Linked DNA regions of Homo sapiens: region 2 is linked to region 1. The links are chromatin contacts, found by Hi-C in ENCODE. All regions are on one chromosome and are shown on one strand. The core of a region is the stretch at or near the end of the contact, and the rest is flanking DNA. Distances in the headings are between cores, read along the strand shown. Region 1 has its middle 19 kb from the start of GPR55. Region 2 overlaps INPP5D (inositol polyphosphate-5-phosphatase D).

Evidence for each region. A loop is a pair of places that touch in the nucleus more often than their neighbours do. Pooled maps may share reads with other maps.
Region 2: a loop to region 1 is called in a map with no recorded cell type, with 26 times the contacts of the local background. The contact joins two enhancer-like sites. A Hi-C loop is called at or near these places in 4 of 37 single-sample maps with no recorded cell type and 3 of 50 pooled maps.

The regions. Positions count from the first base shown.
Region 1 is chr2:230,943,022-230,946,243 of GRCh38, forward strand. It overlaps a transcript of GPR55 not described here. Among named protein-coding and RNA genes, the nearest start is that of GPR55, 19 kb to the left of the region's middle. RefSeq lists enhancers at 348-557, 868-1,087. Within about 2 kb of position 1,515, at least 2 of the 41 ENCODE cell types and tissues checked have a DNase peak (open chromatin) inside an H3K27ac peak, as active enhancers do.
Region 2 is chr2:233,083,096-233,086,317 of GRCh38, forward strand. All of the region lies in intron 2 of INPP5D (inositol polyphosphate-5-phosphatase D), which reads left to right. Among named protein-coding and RNA genes, the nearest start is that of INPP5D, 24 kb to the left of the region's middle. RefSeq lists a silencer at 1,444-1,738 and an enhancer at 1,729-1,778. Within about 2 kb of position 1,441, at least 22 of the 41 ENCODE cell types and tissues checked have a DNase peak (open chromatin) inside an H3K27ac peak, as active enhancers do.

The DNA of each region.
Region 1 (3,222 bases), core at 265-2,764:
GAAGAGGAGAGAAGAGACGAGAAGAGGAGAGAGGAGGGAGAGAGAAAAGAGAGAGAGAGGAGAGAAAGAGAGAGAGAGGAGAGAAAGAGAGAGAGAGGAGAGAGAGAGCGCTCTCTGTAGCACAACTGTGCCCATTGTAGAGAGGTGGAAACTGAGGCCCCAGCAGAGGCCATCCCGGGCAGTGCTTGGACTAGAGCCAGGTCAAGGCCCATCTACATCCGGAGCCATCCCCTGTTAGCAGGACAGCATCCTGGCTGGCTCCCCGCCCCCAGACTGCCCGAGAGCTTGGCTGGCTATTGCCTTCCAGAGCAGCCCCTCCTTCCTGTGCACCTCCTCTCCTCTCCCACTAGCCAGCCCCTCCGTGGAGGGCCAAGAAGCCCAGCCAGCCCTGGGCATGGGTGCTAAGAGATGTCTGGGCTCAGGAATTTCCTGGCAGGAGCAGCAGTGCCCATGTTTGTCTCCGGGCATCCCCAGCTGGGGGGCCAAGCAAGAGAGGCAACAATGCCAGAGTAGGTCACGGAGCAAGAGCCTGGAGAGCTAAGAGCTATCCCCGTCCAGGGTCTGATGGAGTTTGGGTGTTGTCCCCTCTAAATCTCATGTTGAACTGTCATCCCCAGTGCTGGAGGCGGGGCCTGGTGGAGGGGGTTGGATCATGGGGGTGGATTTCCCATGAATGATCTTGCGCCCTCCCCTTGGTGCTGTCCTCTCAGCAGCGAGTTCCTTCTTGCGAGATCTGGCTGTTTGAAAGTGTGCGGCACCTCCCCACCCCTCCTCTGCTCCCACTCTGGCCATGTGAGATGCCGCTTCCTCTTCGCCTTCTGCCAAAATTGCAAGCAAGGTCTCATCAGAAGCAGGGCAGATGCCGGCACCACACTTCATATAAAGTCTACAGAACAGTGAGCCAATTAAACCTCTTTTCTTTATAAATTATCCAGCCTCAGGTATTTCTTTATAGCAACATAAGAATGGCCTAACACAGGGTCTGTCTTAGGAAGGGGCCCTCGGGCTGTCCCTCTTCTCCCTGGCCCTAGCCCAGGAGGAGGACCAGCAAGAGTAGTGAAGTGAGAAGCCTCTCCATGAAGATGCCTTCTGCCATTCATTACACACACAACAGCATCTTGGTCCCAGATGCCGGGTCCCAGAGAGGACCTCAAGGAGACTTCCCAGGAAATTACCCACCACTGGACATTGGACAGGGCAAAGCTGTGGTGTGGAAAGGGGCAAATCCACATCCCTCCAACGTGTGCCCACATGACTGTCCCGGGGGCTTCCATGAGCTTGATGACCCAGAAGCTATGGTCCTGCACACGTGAGTCTGTGACCTGACAGCTGTGCCTGCTTCACCAGTGTAGAGACTTGGATCCCCAGGCAAACCCCAGAAGTGTGGAAGGGAAGGGGAGAAAGCCTGTGGAGGGAGGTGGAGGAGCCGTGGTTTCCAGTAACCATCGCTGGTTAGTTCAGAGGGAAATGTCCACAACAGAGATGACTGTGACACCCGGCACAAGATTTAATTCTCAGAGTGAAAACGAGAATGCCGTGTCTCTGGGAGCCCCCGGAGAATGACTCAACAGTGACGTCCTACAGCATGATTTGCTTTAACTGAAGGTGAAGAGAATCTTTCAGGAGTGGAGAGAATATAACTGAATGCTTTGTCACAAATTTACTTTGATCTCATGTACCCCGTAAATACAGACACCTACTATGTACCAGAAAAATTAAAAATAAAAATAACAAATTCACATTCCGCTTGTTCATCCTGATTCTTCAGGCCTGGCCACGGTATCAAAGACAAGGAAGGCCCATTGCCTGCCCTCATGCTGGTTGTTCAGCCCTCCAAGAATCATTCTTGATGCCCTGCAAATACCAGGCGCTGCGCTAGGCCCTGCAGATGCGACAACGAACGTAGATGCTGTCCCAGCCACCCACACTCGCTGCCGGGGGAAGAACCAGGTAAGGTTCCCGCACATCGCCCTCCATGAAGCAGGAGCAGGAGCCTCACTGCGGGGCTGGGAGCTGCCTTCCTTCCTCCCACCAGCCTCTAGGGGAAGGATTTGTGTCTGCTGGCCCTCCTCGGTAGTAACAAATTCTGGTGGTGGACAAAGCAGATAGAAGACTACAGAAGACAGACAGGCTAAGGTGATCTGCGCAAAAAGATGGCGGCGGGGGAGAGGAAAGGCAATTCCCAGAATGAAGCGGGGACGTGGGTGGCGAGTGTGTGGTTGGGATTTGAGGTGGAAAGAGGCTGAGAGAGGACTGAGTTCCGGGAGGCAGCTGCCTCCTGCATGGAGGCCTTTCCAAGGGCAAGCGCTGGATAGAGGATTCCAATTATTTGCTGTGCATTGAGAATGCACTCCCAATGACCCAGTTTTTCCAACAAATCAATGACATGAAAAGGAAAGGGGAAAAAAAAAGGGGTGACTTGGAAAGAATGCAACCCGCGCCCTTATTTGAGCCCTGATTTGAACAAACCAGCCATAAAAAGACAGTTTTGACACAATGGAGGAATCTGAATATGGATTTCGTGGTGGACGATATTACAGATTCACTTTTTGTTGTTGTTGTTGTTTTTGAGACGGAGTCTCGCTCTGTCGCCCAGGCTGGAGTGCAGTGGCACTATCTCGGCTCACTGCAAGCTCCACCTCCCGGGTTCACGCCATTCTCCTTCCTCAGCCTCCCAAGTAGCTGGGACTACAGGCAGGTACCACCACACCTGGTTCACTTTTTGTATTTTTTGTAGAGACGGGGTTTCACCGTGTTAGCCAGGATGGTCTCGATCTACTGACCTCGTGATCCGTCCGCCTCGCCTCCCAAAGTGCTGGGATTACAGGGCTGAGCCACCACGCCCGGTCTACAGATTGACTTTTAATTGTGTTAGCTAAGATAATGGCATGGTAGTTGCATTAAAAAGTGTCCTTTTTATTCACAATAACCAAGATAGGGAAACAGCCTAAGTGTCCATCAGTGGATGAATGGATTAAAAACATATACACAATGAAATATTATTTAGCCATTAAAAAAGGGAATCTTGTCATTTGTGACAACATAAATGAACCCAGAGGGCATCATGCTCAGTGAAATAAGCCAGACTCAGAAAGACACATACTGCATGACCTCACTTATATGTGGAATTTAAAGAAGTCAAAACTCACAGAAGCAGGAAATAGGATGGGAGTTGCCAGGGGCTGGAGGGCTAGGGAGGGTGTGGAAGGGGGAGATGTTGGT
Region 2 (3,222 bases), core at 191-2,690, 2.1 Mb after region 1:
TCCCGGCTGGGATCTGGGTTCAAGTCCAATTTGGTCAGCGATGTGGCCTTGGGCAAGGACTGCCAAGAAACTGCTGGAAAGTAGAGATCACACACATACCTCCCAGCACAAGGAAGCTGCTGGGGAGGAGGGTGGAGACAGCAGGGAGCTGGAGGTGCTTTAGAGCATTCTAGGCAGTGCTGGGAGTGGTGGGGAAGGAGGGGTAAATTTTGGAACTCCATCTCCCTCAGCTCTGCTCTTTGGGCTATGGGCTTCATGTCTTCAGGGACCTGAGTACGCTCTGGAACTGTTAAGCAGTTGTTCAACAGCTGCTGTGCCACTCAAACCCTGAGAACCTTCTGGACTCAGCTTGCACTGCTTTTCCTGGTTGGGGGAGGGTTGGGGCAGTGCTCTGAGCCCTGTGTGAGGCCAGACGAAGGCAGAACGGCTCAGCCCCGCAGGCCTGACTGTCCCACACCAAGAGAGTGGGTTTCTTGTAAAGCCAAAACTCCTTTCTTGACTTGGAAAGGGAAGTGACTCTCCCCTAAGAGAAGCGGTGCCTATCTTGAGCTGCTCGCTGCAGACTGAGCTGGGAGGCTGCTGCTGCCTTTGAAATGGCCCCTCTTTGGGAAAGTAAGGAAGAGTCTGAGGTCCTGCAAGCCGCCCTCATGGGCCAGCTCCAGGGTGGCCAGGGAGGCCTGGAGTGGCCTCAGACGTGTCGCATAAATGGCTGTCTCAAACCTAGGGCCACAGTTGAAGCAAAAGAGGCCCTTCGGCTCCACCCTACAACCTTTTGGCCCTTGCGTCCTTTCTAACATCCTTCCCACCGAGAGGAATAAAGCAGAAAATTAGAACTACCCATAATCCCCTATCACATCAATGTTCTCTGTGAACTTCCTGTCTTTTCTTGAGGTTGAGATTGTATCTAGGATATTGATTGTTTCAGTCAAGATGGGAGCACCCCCAGGTGTTTTTCTGTTTTGTTTTGTTTTGTTTTTGAGACAGGGTCTTGTTCTGTAGACCAGGCTGGAGTGCAGTGGCGCGACCTCGGCTCACTGCAACCTCTGCTCCCAGGCTCAAGCAATTCTCCCACCTCAGTCTCCTGAGTAGCTGAGATTACAGGTGTGCACCACTATGCCCAGCTAAATTTTGTATTTTTCTGTAGAGATAGGGTTTCACTATGTTGCCCAGGCTGGTCTCAAACGCCTGGGCTCAAGTGATCCACCCGCCTCAGCCTCCCAAAGTGTTGGGATTACAGGCGTGAGCCACCATGCCCAGCCACACTCCCAGGTTTTCATGCAAGTTTAGATGAAGAGTTAGAAAATATCTATCTCATAGACCCTTTCATTATTCTTTCCCGATTTGGAAGAAAAAATCCAGTGGTCTGAGCCATTCCGGTGAGTTCTAAAGAAGAGACACTTGTGACTCAAGTCCCTGGTCCCTGACGGTGGCTGTCACGTATCTCCGGGCGACATGGCTTTTGGAGAGGGAAAACAAAACAACTTTCTAAAAGCTGTTCCGTCACAAGCATCCGGGAGGTGAACGGTTGAGCCATTGTTATTAAGCTCAGGAAGCGAGTGGCAGCTGTTATTGTTCTGAGTGGTCACTGAGTGAAGTAAAGATTCCGTCTGAGCCGCCGGGCAAAGGATGTGGCTCTAACACACTTCCTGAAGTTGCACAACAAGGGGCACAGAAAAGGTTCAGGGCATAGAAGCCTAGCACGGCCAGGGCTGCCCTGTGTGGGCTCCACAGCCATGCCAAGGACAATGGGCCCCAAGGGGGTCCGTGCTGGTGGAGGGGTTCCTTTATGCTCTGACACTCACCTTCTAGAAGCCTGCATTTTGAATTGGTTTTTCTGTCTACTGCAGAATATGGACAGATCTATTTTCCAAGCCTCTGAATATCTCAAAACATCTTTAGTTGTCTACACATTCAAGAGTAATTTGATAGATATAAAATTCTTGGAACCAACTGTTCGCTCAAAATCCTGTAAAAGGTACAGCACTACCTTCAAGAATGTAGTGTTACAGGCTGGGTGCAGTGGCTCACTCCTGTAATCCCAGCACTTTGGGAGGCTGAGGCAGGTGGATCACCTGAGGTCAGGAGTTTGGGACTAGCCTGGGCAACATGGTGAAACCCCGTCTCTACTAAAAATGCAAAACTTAGTCGGGTGTGGTGGTGCATGCCCGTAGTCACAGCTACTCCGGAGGCTGAGGTGGGAGGATCGCTTGAACCTGAGAGGCAGAGGCTGCAGCGAGCTGAGGTCTCACCACTGCACTCCAGCTGGGTGACAGAGCAAGACTGTCTCAAAGAAAAAAAAAAAAAAGAATGTAGCGTTATGAATAGTTCCGAGTACAAAATCCAAGGCCAAACTTGTGCTGGTTCCTATAGAGGCGACCCATTTTTTTCTTTTTTTCTACTTTGAAGCCGGTGGGAATTCTTTTCCAGTGTTGTCATTTTCCTTTCATTGATAGTACCTGCAATGTGTTCGGCTTGTTCACTTTGCAAACTCTGTTCTTTGACACAAAAGACCTTTCTTCTGTTAGGTCTTTGAGTAAGTTTTTATTCCAGCTCTTCTGGCATCTTTCTTCTAATCCCCTGAGAAAGCCAAGCCTCCCCCCGTTTTCTAGCCCCCTGGGGTACACATGCCTTTGTGACTGAGCAGCCCCTCCCTCTTGTGTGGCTGCAAGATCCCTAATCCCTTCCCCAGTCTGTCAGAGAATTCTGGAAAGAGTATCCATGCCATTTGTCATCTCTACCTCCAAATGACTGTCTTTATTTTCTCCCCATCCCCACTAGCCATTTTGTCCTTGTTTCTCCATGTTCCAGAGCCTTCTGGTTCACCTTGCCCCAGATCATGGGCCTGTTTCCTGTCTTTGTTACCCAAAGCGGTCTAGAACTAACATCAACATGCACCATGTAGCCGATAAGTTTAGACTGGGGAATGGGATGCAAGTGTAACCAATGAGATGTGAAGAGAAGGGCTTTGTGGGCTTCTAGTAAAGGTCTGTTTGTCTTAAAAACAGACATAGGGATAAGATAGCCTCTTTCTTTCTTTCTTTCTTTCTTTCTTTCTTTCTTTCTTTCTTTCTTTCTTTCTTTCTTTCTTTCTTTCCTTTTTGAGACAGAGTTTCGCTCTTGTTGCCCAGGGTGGAGGGCAATGGCATGATCTCGGCTCACCACAACCTCCGCCTCCTGGGTTCAAGTGATTCTCCTGCCTCAGCCTCCCAAGTAGCTGGGATT